Linked DNA regions of Homo sapiens: region 2 is linked to region 1. The links are chromatin loops, found by intact Hi-C in ENCODE. Cell type or tissue: tibial artery. All regions are shown on one strand. Each heading gives the region's core, and the rest is flanking DNA. Links, peaks and the distances in the headings are about the cores only.

What was found. Hi-C counts contacts between places; a loop is a spot of excess contacts. Peaks named below come from ENCODE experiments on the same cell type or tissue, not always from the same donor. Only the 100,000 strongest peaks of a DNase experiment are listed, where the experiment ranks them.
Region 2: a loop joins it to region 1, with 3 times the contacts of the local background. A loop is called at or near these places in 23 of 110 quality-filtered maps.

The regions. Positions count from the first base shown.
Region 1 is chr13:96,955,070-96,960,876 of GRCh38, forward strand. LINC00359 (long intergenic non-protein coding RNA 359) reads right to left here. Exons shown (of 3, transcript NR_051966.1): 2 at 793-894. Among named protein-coding and RNA genes, the nearest start is that of LINC00359, 26 kb to the right of the region's middle. In tibial artery, for the core only: a CTCF peak has its summit at 3,418 (motif pointing left); no DNase peak of the experiment used is centred there.
Region 2 is chr13:96,820,107-96,825,913 of GRCh38, forward strand. All of the region lies in intron 1 of HS6ST3 (heparan sulfate 6-O-sulfotransferase 3), which reads left to right. Among named protein-coding and RNA genes, the nearest start is that of LINC00359, 160 kb to the right of the region's middle. In tibial artery, for the core only: a CTCF peak has its summit at 2,967 (motif pointing right); DNase peaks (open chromatin) are centred at 2,157 and 2,975; H3K27ac peaks cover 3,122 bases.

The DNA of each region.
Region 1 (5,807 bases), core at 1,180-5,179:
CCACTGCCTTGGTTTGTGCTATGGGACCAGCAGTTAGACCTACCATTACATTTGCATCAGCAGGGTAAATGACAAACAGTGAGAAGAACAAAATACATTTTTTAGTAGTATTACAAAAATAGCTTTGACATCTTGGATCCCTCAAAAGAATCCAGAGGACCTTCAGAGATGTGCAGATCACACTTCGAAAGCCAGGGTCTAAAGGATTATCTTAATGATTACATAATTAAAAAATGTCAAGCCAATGCTCAGATAAATTTGCTAAGCAAAAGCCTTAAATGTGTATGATTTGATTAAATAGAAAACCCAAGTTTTACAGCATTTAATGTTTGCACGGAGTACAAGAGTAGGTAAATTATGTCAATGCACACAGAGCCACATAGATCCTCCCTCAACCTTTTTTTGGTTTTGGAGTTCCTTCAGGTTTGATCAAAGTCATGGAATATTATTATTATTATTATTATTTTGAGCTGGAGTCTCGCTCTGTCTCCCAAGCTAGAGTGCAGTGGCAAGATCTCAGCTCACTGCAACCTCCACCTCCCAGGTTGAAGTGATTCTCGTTCCTCAGCCTCCCAAGTAGCTGAGACTACAGGCGTGTGCCATCATGCCAGGCTAATTTTTTGCATTTTTTTAGTAGAGACGAGGTTTCACCATGTTGGCCAGGCTGGTCTCGAACTCCTGACCTCAAGTGATCCTCCCGCCTCAGCCTCCCAAGGTGTTGGGATTACAGGCGTTAGCCACCATGCCCGGCCTATGTTCTATTTTAAAATGATTAATGGGAGGAAAACTTACCTTCAGAGAAAGACCCAACACTTTATCACATCAGCCATGTTAAAGTTTCTGAACTTCTTGGTGAAAGCAAATTTTTTATGATCCTTCAGTGTTAGGACAGGTCTAGAAAAGAAAGAGGAAAAAGTGGGAATGAGGAGGAGATAATAAAGGAGGAGATGAGGTGTTGAGTAGGCGACACCAGTGGCTGAACTTGCCTTCTTTACATTACTCCAAACAACTCCTTCCAGGTGACAAGAATCTGCAAAATTGTGGAGGATTCCCTTTTAACATGGTGTATTAGTAAGTTCTCTTATTGCTATAAAGAAATACCTAAGACAGGGTAATTTATAAAGAGAAGAGGTTTAATTGGCTCACAGTTCCACAGGTTGTACAGGAAGCATGGCAGCATCAGCTTGGCTTCTGGGGATGCCTCAGGAACCTTACAATCATGGCAGGAGGCAAAGGGAGAGTGCACTTCACATAACCAGAGCAGGAGGAAGAAAGAAGGAGGAGGTGCTGCACACTAGATCTCATGACAACTTACTATTGTGATGACAGCGCCAACAGAATGTGTTAAGCAATGAGAAATCACCCTAATGATCCAAACCTCCCAACAGGCCCCACCTCTAACATTGGAGATTACAGTTCAACAAGAGATTTTCGTGGGGACACAGAACCAAACCATATCACATGGATTTCCATTTAACATTGTCATAAGTAGATTTGTTTCCTTAAAATGAAATATCTGTGGTACTACTGTATATTTTAAAATACACAATCTGGATGATAATGTGTACAGATAACAAGAAGTCAGCATCGATTTAATGTTCACCATACATGAGGCATACTTCTTAATCTGCGTAGGGATCCAAGTCAGCTGGGCTGGGACACCTGAACTACATGGGTTTACAGATTTCTACATTTTACTCACACAACAATAAGTACTAAGAAAAATGTGAACAAAGCATTTTTTATTGTGTAGAAAAGCAGCTTAACCAATGGTTAAAAGTGTAGCCCCTGAAACAGACTTGCTTGAGTTTCAGCTCCCCTTCCACCATTTACTATATATGTGACCTTGGGTGAGTCCTCTAATCTCCCTGTAGTTCAATTCAGTTCCTTCCATAATATGGACATCAAGATAATAATTTCTAATTCATAGAGTTATTATAAGGGCTAAATGAGTTAATATATGGGAAGTGCTTACAACCAAGCACTACAAGGAGTTTGTTCTCATTGTCACCAACATCATAATCATTACCATTATCATTATTATATGTTTAACAGCTTTTCTCACTTACTTCTAAATAAAATGTCTCCACTGCAGTACACTCCAAGCCAAGTAGTGAATTAAGCACACATACTGCTTTTTAGAAGGAAACTTAATCATTGTGGATTCTGCTTACTTGAGATCCCTCTGACATCCAAGGGGATTTTACATGAGTTTTTACGGAATTCTTTGATCTATTCTGAAGATGAGGGTTCCATTCAAAAGCTTCCAACTGCACTTCATCCATGTTCCTATTCTCAAAGACAACATAACAGCAGTTTCCATGTGGAAATTTTTTTCCACATGCACTCAATTAGAATAGGGTATCTCCTTTGGTTCATTTTTCATTTTCATTTGTTTTTCTAATCTTCCACAAGCTCCATTTAACCAAATAACCCATAAGATTTTCTTTTTTACTCTTTTTGCACAATTTATCTCCTGACTTCCATTCTTCCCACAGATTTGAAACTAATGATTGCCAGTTGGGATAAATAAAAACTTCCCTAAGCATCTCCTTTTCAGCCCACATACTCTGCTCCATTCTTTACTAGGCAGGTGCAGCCTCAGGGTAGGTTATTTTTTCTTTATGCATCAATGCTTATTTGAGTTAGCTTGTAGCTCACAGGGATTTTGGTTATATGGAGATATTTTGTACCTCAGCAGACACAGAAGGAATGCTGTTGGCAAGGGAAGTTGTAGCACGACCTAGAAATTCCTTTTTGTCATGAAGCAGGACCCTAAAGCTGAAAAACATTTCTTTCATTCTGGAGAGAAAGACACACAGAAACACAAGATGAACATCACCACCAATAACAACCGCCTGTGTCAATGCAAACAAAAGCCAGAAATCAACCAGTTGAAGAATTAGCTAGCCACATGGTCATTACCTTATATCCCAACAAGCCCAGGGCAAATTAGGATTCCTAAAACAGGATCCTGATTTTCCCAAATGAAATCTCCACACACTATATCCCACCATCTCTTTGGGTTTAGGGTTCCCTTCGAATCTTTTCTAAGAATAAATTAGGAAGGTGTTGTTTTTCTAACATGCAGTCTTTAATGGATACTACTTTTCTTTTTACAAAGGACTCTAATGGATGGAAAAAATTTTAAAACAGTTATCTGTGGGTTAATTGAATTATAAGGTAGGTTAGGAACTGCAGCTCATCAGTGAAAAAAAAATATGTACATTCACTAATTTTGCCAGTTTGGTTCATATTTGTTGGAAGACTCAGGTTTTATAGAAAGAGATTTTATAAACAACCCACCCTCATGTTGTCTTTCGCAGCAATTAATATATATGGCTGAGAAGGCATTTCAAGCTTTCCATTCTTTGAGGCACTTTTATTTCTAATAAGGTTCTCTGCCCTCTAGTGGTTGTTTTGTTTCAGGCATTGGCGTCAAGGTGATGTATGATTAGGAAGCAAAATTTTGCCTAAGGATTTTTAAGGAGTGGTTGTGCTCTCAATTTAACATTGAAAGTGGTTTCTGGAGGGCCGTTAGGATGCTAAGGGATTCTAGGATGACTTCACCTCATGTTGCACAAAGATAGGTGTAAACCTCTACTTTATTTTTCAAACTATTTATCTGTGCTTGAGGATCTGTCTCATTTAGGCTACATATTACAGTTTATTATAATAATTCATTATTTCCATTTGAAAGTTAAAAGAGAAGAGTTTATGTATGGCCTTAAATTCTGGCTGCTGCAGCAAACGCTTGAAATTCAGTCCTCCGAAAAAAGGAAAATGAGTCCCCTCAATTTTGAAGGCCAGAGGGTAGATCCATATGCTGTTTTGTGGGGCCCATCTTCCTGTTTTCAAGTCCAAGGAACTCTGTGGGAATCTGGTCATACTCATGCTTGGGCTTTGAAAAAGCCAAGGTGATTTGGAAAATATGTTCTGAGATGTAACAGCTGCGGCTGCATGATCAGAGGCAGATTTATTTTGGTACAGCTGCCAGGCCCTTGTTGTGCCTTCTGTAAATTTTAATTCCTAGTAATTATTGGAAGTGACACCAACTCTTGTTAATTAACCCTTTTGACATAAACAGAAGGTGTGCTTCCTCCAGAGGACTGGGGGGTGAGATGGAAAAGAGATCTTGGCGTGGCACTCTCGCCCCCTTATTCATCAACCCTCGGAAGATTAAGATGATCAGGTGGATTGGTTTGGAACTGCTCTTTCATATTAATCTAAGAAGCTATGCTATCCATTACTTATATGATGATGGGAGGAAGGAACAGTTCTAAATATGAAACTAGAATGAAGAAGAGGTATCAAGCGTTACAGAATAGGCCCAGTGCGGTTACAGCATGACTTCAAATCACCTTTTCTACAATTCTGATGTCATATTCTCAAAAGATTATTGTTTTAAATATTTATACTGTGGAATAAATTATATATGTGTTGTGTGTATGTGTGTGCATAGCTTAAAAGAATAATGAGAAAATAAATACCCTTGTACCCACTACCTTTATGAGGTAATGCCAAACTGTTTTCCAAATTGGCGTGTAAATGTTCTTTCCTAACAGCTCTGTAAAAAGTGTTTACTGCACCACACTGCCTCAGAAATACTTCATATTATCCAGCTTTTAAATATGTACCAACCTGATAGACATGAAATGGCAGTTCTCTGTAGCTCAATCTTGCGTGTCCCTGAATTCTAATGAGTTTAAGCAACTTTTCATGTATGTATCGATATATTTTTACCTATAGTTTCTACTGAACCATTTGTCTTTTTATTCATTTGTAAGTCCTTTATATCTTCTAGATATGTAAAGTCAGGGGTTTATATTGCAAATATCTTCTCCTGGTTTGAGGCTTGTCTTTTTGCTCTCCTTATGGTATATTTTGGTGAATAGAAGTTCTTAATGTTTTCATGGAGTTGAATTTATCAATAATTTGTTTGTGGTTTATGTGGTTGGTGGCTTGTTTAAAAAATCCTTTTTCTCCTAGATTCTTAGAATAGTGTCCTATGTCATCTAAAGTGTTACTGCACCCTTTTGGGTCTGTGGTAAAGCAGGCTAACTGTCCACCAAGTCCTTGTGCTTATTCTCTTCAGAAGATAGAATTGTCAGGAAGAAGCTGCTCAGTCAGTGATTGGTTAACCCTTGTTTGCATCTAGATGGGATCATGTGACTAGTTCTTGTTAATGGAATATGAGTAGACGTGATGTCATGCTCATATAAGAAGTGATAAATTATCTCCTTCCCCATCCACAAAAATGCAATTACTCTGGGATCCTGGGATCTGATGAAGCCACAAGTGGAAGGAACATAGATGCTAGAATGACTATGTGTAGGTAAATAGCCCACTACTATAAACTGAATGTTTGTGTTCCTCCGAAATTTATATTTTAAATCCTAACTCTCAATACAATGATATTAAGAAGTGGGGACTTTGGAAAGTGATTAGGTCATGAGGGCAGAGCCCTCTTGAATGGGATTAGTGCCCTGATAAAAGGGACCCCAGAAAGAACAGCAAGAAGATAACTTTCTATGAACTAAGAAGCAGGTCTTCACCAGAACTCGACCATGCTGGCACCCTGATTGCAGGCTTCCAGTCTCCAAAACTGTGAGAAGTAAATTTCTGTCATTCATAAGCCACCCAGTCCATGGTAGTTTATTGCAGCAGCCTTACCTAAGACACCTGCCAACCAGGAACACGCATATTCAGCAGCCAGTTGAGCAAAAAAAAAAAAAAAAAAAAAAAAAAGGATTTCTATTGTGTTAGCCACTAAATTTTTGGCTATTTTATTTCATCACGTAGTATTA
Region 2 (5,807 bases), core at 1,060-5,059, 140 kb before region 1:
GATATCTCTGAGCATCAGTTTTCTCATCTGTAAAAGTGGACGAAGAATCTTTCCTTTGCTGTCTCTGATATAATCTTGTTATATCAGAGGATCAAGAAGGATCAAATGAAATAATGGATGAAGAAAGTAGTTTGAAAACTTAAAAAAGTTAGACAAATAAAAATTTGCTTTAGGTTGTTTTTTAAATATTCATTAATACATCTTGTTTAATATTTGAAATTTCACTCTATTTGGACAGTTTATGAGGCTCTAATAATCATGGAGAAGGGAGAACGCTGAAGTGCGGAGTGTGTATATAAATGGTGAGGCTCTAATAATCTTGGAGTTTATGAGGCTCTAATAATCATGGAGAAGGGAGAACGTTGAAGTGCGGAGTGTGTATATAAATGGTGAGGATCTGCTAGGTATCAGCTACTGCCGGGCCCTTTATATTCACTTCTTATTCAATAATTCCCACAACCCTATGAAGTAAGTACTGATACTTCAGCTGTTTAGGTGAGGAAACTAAGGCTCCCAGAGGTCAAATAAGCTAACCAAGTCACGCTGAAAGCGAGGTGGGTTTAACGTTGGAACTCGAATCTGTCTGACTTCAAACCTATTTTCTTTTCACTCCATATAAAGTGAAGTTCCCAACATTCTTGAAATTATGCACTCATGCTTTGTCCAAATGAGCACAGTTTGACTTGTACTTTTCTTAAATCTCTTCCTGAATACAGGCTTTGGGACAGCCAACTTCAGGATTCAGCAACCTTCTCTGAACACTTTTCTGAGTCTTCATAGCATTGTATTCAAGATCTGTTTTAAGGCTGAAAAGAGCATTATGGCATGGAATGAGCTTTGGCTTTATTTCAATTCTCTTGCATAGCTATTTTCAGCCTTTATTGTTCTGACATTACTACAGCTTTTGGCTTCTAGATTCTTTAGGTGTGTTAAAAATGAATGCAACTGCAATAATTCTCCCTTGTCTCTAATGCCCCTTCCTCAAGTGTAAATTTGTTACAGCTTTGTGGGTGTGCTGGGCTCAGGAAAACTGTTTCTATAGCTTCTTCTAAGCTGTATATATTCAGAGCATCCTCTGGATCCATGCACTCCTGTGCTAAAGTAGAACAGAGGCCCTGTGTTCCTTCTGCTTCCTGTCCATCCCTGGCCTTGCAAGATGCTGCTTCTCTCTCATCTCCTGCTGTCTCCCTGCAGGTAGAAACAAATCCCTCACCCTGTGATGTTCATTTTGCATCTAGAGCTTTGAGTTCAACAAAGCCTGGGCCACTGCATCATTAAGTCATAAACTGAATTTCCAAGACAGCCTGATTTTTACAAGATGATGGAAGAAACTGCCAAAACTATTATCACTCTGTGAATTACAAACATCATCTAAAAGTAGTACGTGACTCAAAGGGTTGTTTTGATGACTAAGTTGGTGAACACAGACACAGCACTTAGAAATGTACTTGGACATAGTATGGATTCAATAAATGTTGGCCACTATTATTGTTATTCATATCAGTTTTTCACTGCACATGGAACATTCCATATTTTGAGTTAGCATTCCTCTTAATCATTATTGAGGAGATGACCTCAGAGACAATCTTTGTTTGAGACTTGGGAAGGAATGGAATCAGATTGGAATCTCACAAGTATTTTTGTTTAATATGCCAAAATGGTTACCCAGTCCTGATAGCAGAGTGAACAAAAAATCCTAAAACAGAAGTATCCTTCATATAACAGAATGGCAAAACCTAGACAGAGGGGATTAAAAAAATATATATTCTTGTGATGTTTTTGGAAAATATGCATCAGAGCTGTCAAATATAGATTCTAAATATTGGCACACATGCCTTGCTCTTAAATATTCTGATTTACTTCTTTTCCTGTCCAAATTGGCTGGCACTGAGCAATTACAACGGAGACACCTCATGGTTTCTACCTGTGTAATTCTCACATTCCCTAAAAGCAGTGCCTGAGAAATTAGCTAAGACGAGAGCATGGCTGAGCACGGAGGGCCTGATAACACAATCTGAGTGTACTATCTGGTGTTCTGCTTTGCCCGGCTGGGATTAGAGCTGCCAGTGAGACTGAATTGGGCCTTATCTCACTCCAAGGCGGCTCCAGGCTTCAGGTGGATACCCGCATGCATAAACCACAGCTTTGCAGAGAGCCTTGAGACATCCTCATGCCCAAATCCCAGTGATGCAGCGCAAAGCAGGGCGCCTCTGAACCAAATAATCACGGAAGTCCCTGAATAATGAATGAGAGCAGGACCCTCCCTGGCACATTTGAAACTGTACTGGGAGGAACTGTACTCAGCAAGATAGCAAAAACTAGCCCCTAGAACATGCATTCCCTGAAATTTATTCTTGCAGCAGCCACTTGGGGGAAAGTGAAAGCAAATGTGACAACCACCCGAAAATCATGGCATTTTAGTGAGTTCGATGCTCACAGGTTTCCTGTCAATATAAGGCAGCGACGTGACAAGATTTGAAATTTCCTCTTATTGATAAATACCATCTCTCCCTCTAGGGAAGCAGGGGGTTGACTGATCATCATTAAGGAATGACCTGTATGATCGAGAAGCCTCTTCTTTGATGCTTTTGTTTGGTTTGTTTTGTATAATATGTGTCTTCCCATAATTAAAGTTAGCTGACACCCAGCCATTGCATACAAACTACATCTCAAGAGGTTGTTTCTTTGAGGACTGCCAATGAATATAATCGGGTGAGGGACCTCCATCTTTCTGATCCAGATGTTGGCTTTAATATAGCTGCAGTGCTGATGAGTGGGATTTGATTCCACAAATGTTTAGTCTAATTTGACATTCCAGCTGTTCATTAAGTGGAAAATAAACAATCTCTTTGGAAAGTTGTTTCCCTAACATCATGTCACAAGCTCTAACCAGACTGTCCTGGAATGGCAGTCTCAGACCAAGGTTTCACTCAGAGCACCTTCCTCTTCCAGCCAGGAGGGAGCAGCACCTGTCTCCAGCACCCTCTTGGCTCCCAGGCAGCCATGCTCTCTGTGCCCCATGATGTCAGGCCTCATGGAATAGTCAAGTCCTCTCTGGCTTTGACTGTGCCTGGATACTATTGGCAAAAACCATATTGAGTCATTTTGACAATGAAACAGGAGGGATTCTCTTGACTTAGGAATTCTACTCCTAGGAATTTATTCTCTGCACAGATATTCATGGCTTAGAATGTTCATCAGATTCTTGTTTAAAATACACCACCAAAATAGAATGTCCCTAGTTGTCCCAAACTGGAGATTGGCCATACAAATTATGACACATCCATAAATGGAATATTATGCTCTTCTGGAAGAACATTGTATTCTTATGAAAGAATATTAAATAAAATGGAAAAACATTCACCGTCTTTTTAAGTTAAAAACATGTTATAAATATGTTGTGCATTATGAATTCAAAATGTAAACATATTTATAACTTTAAATAATAATCAAATATATATATATTTAACTGTGCCTATGTATGAATAAAGTGATTATAGGTAATTTTTATTTTCTTCTTTTTTTTTCTTTGAGATGGAGTCTCACTCTGGTGTCCAGGCTGGAGTGCAGTGGTGCAATCTCGGCTCACTGCAACCTCCGCCTCCCATGTTCAAGCAATTCTCCTACCTCAGCCTCCCAAGTAGCTGGGATTACAGTCGCATGCCACCATGCCAGGCTACTTTTTGTATTTTTAGTAGAGATAGGGTTTCGCCATGTTGGCCAGACTGGTTTTGAACTGACCTCAAGTGATCCTCCTGCCTCAGTCTCCCAAAGTGCTGGGATTACAGGTGCAAGCCACAGCACCCAGTCTATTTTCTTCTTTTTTACTGTTCTGCAGTTCCCACATTTTCCATAATGGTAATACATTATTGCGTATCCAAGTGGGGGAAATAATAATTTTTAAAAAAGCAAGAACAACTAAATCTAAACTATTCTTCCTTTAAAGTTATCAGATGCATATGTGAGGAAAGCCACCCGAGCCTCTCCCCTCTTGAGGGAAGCCCTGTGGGCACTTCTATCCCCTCATCTTACCTATTGAAGAGAGTCAAGATACATGGGTAGTAAGCAAAATAAAAATGCCTGAGCCCAAAGGGTCTGACTGCCTTCTAAGTCAGCATGAGGGAGAAGGTAATGGCAGCTTGGTGCCGTGCGACGCACATGGCTTCTGTGTGAGGTAAGAGAACCACATGCACGCATCTCCATTTCCTCCTCCTCATGTTGCGGACACCCTCGGAACCAATCGCTGTGACACACACCACTGTCAGCTTCCTAAAGCTCTTTATTATGATACTTCGCAATTCTAGTCTCCAACTTCCCACTGGCTTAGAACATCATTCTTAACTTCCTTAATTTGTTCTCAAGACTTGAATCAAAGGCCTTTTCGTAGCTGTGTCAAAGGGCAGTCTGATTGCTAAGCCTTAACTGCCGCAATACCCCTATCAAATACTGTGCAGGGCAGACAATACTCTAGTGAGATAATGAAGAATGAGTAGCTCATGATGAGTGTGCAGCAACAAAGAAAGCCAAGAAATTAATTCCATTCTGAACATTTGGAAACTGACTCCTGCACACAGCAGAGCAGGGCAGAGGGAGCTAAGCTTCACTTTTTTAAAATGCACACATCAGCTTATGTTTAAGATGTGGTGGTCGCCTGTCCATGCTCCATGGAGAGGATCAAGATCCTCACAAGATCTAAGAATCTCTGAAAGAGTGGCTGATAAATGCTATATATTTATTCACTCCACAAACATTGAACAACTGAACATCCATGATGTATAAGGTCATGCATTATACATCCTGGGGAATCAAAGGTGAGTCAGGCAAGGTTCCCCCTCTCAAGTTGTGTAAAGCCTGTATAAGTCAGACTGGTCGCTAGAATAAAGATAGTGCATGAGGGGATCTCTGGTTTTGTGGGGCAATGGGGGAGAAATCCCTTCCACGGAGGACGTGAGAGCAGGCTGGGTGGAGGAGTTCCTACCTGATCTGGTTTTTATGAATGCATAAAACTGTGGAGTGTGGAGCTATTAATTTTGCTGCTTTGCTTTATGAGGGTTAAGCTGGTGGTGGAAGGAATCTATTTAATAAACTGTTGTGAACCTAGCATTATGAAGTTCTTTCAAGTGTATTCTCTTTGGATAGGCAAGTCATAGCCTCATAAACATGAGTTTGTTTTAATCACCACCAGCAAAGTGATTCCAGGAACTTATACTCTTCATTCTACCATTTGGATGAAGATACTAGCTCTGCCTTTTATCTACTGCAGTATTGAAAAGGAAGGATTTGCTAGAAGGAAAGAAAGAAACAGAAAAGAGGAAAAAGTAGCATAGAGAAAGCTGACAACAGAAAGCCGGGGAGAGCAGTGGCAGGCGGGTGCATGGCATTTCCTGAATCTGTCCTGGATTCTTTCTCCTCAACACCCACAGTTCTGGGGTTGTCTCTGCTGGTCTCTTACCATGGCTGCTGAATGTCTCCTGTGATCTCTACCTACTTTAGGTAGAGATCTTTAATACTGTTTAATACTTTAATACTGTTGCTGAATGAGTCTTTCTAAATTAACACTTTCAATTTCAGCAATTCACAATCACATTCAGAGCCTACGGCAATTGGGTCTCAACATCCTGCTCCAGTCTATGCCCTCCTTCCATTCATTGACTCATTAAATGAACGTTTAGTGAAACACACAACATGAGCTTCCTGGTCAAGTCTCAGTACTCTGCTAGGAACATTCTTGAAGAGCTCTCTTAAATATTCTTTGTCCACTCCTGACCTCTGTAACTTGCTAATGAATGCATTTTTCTACTCTACCA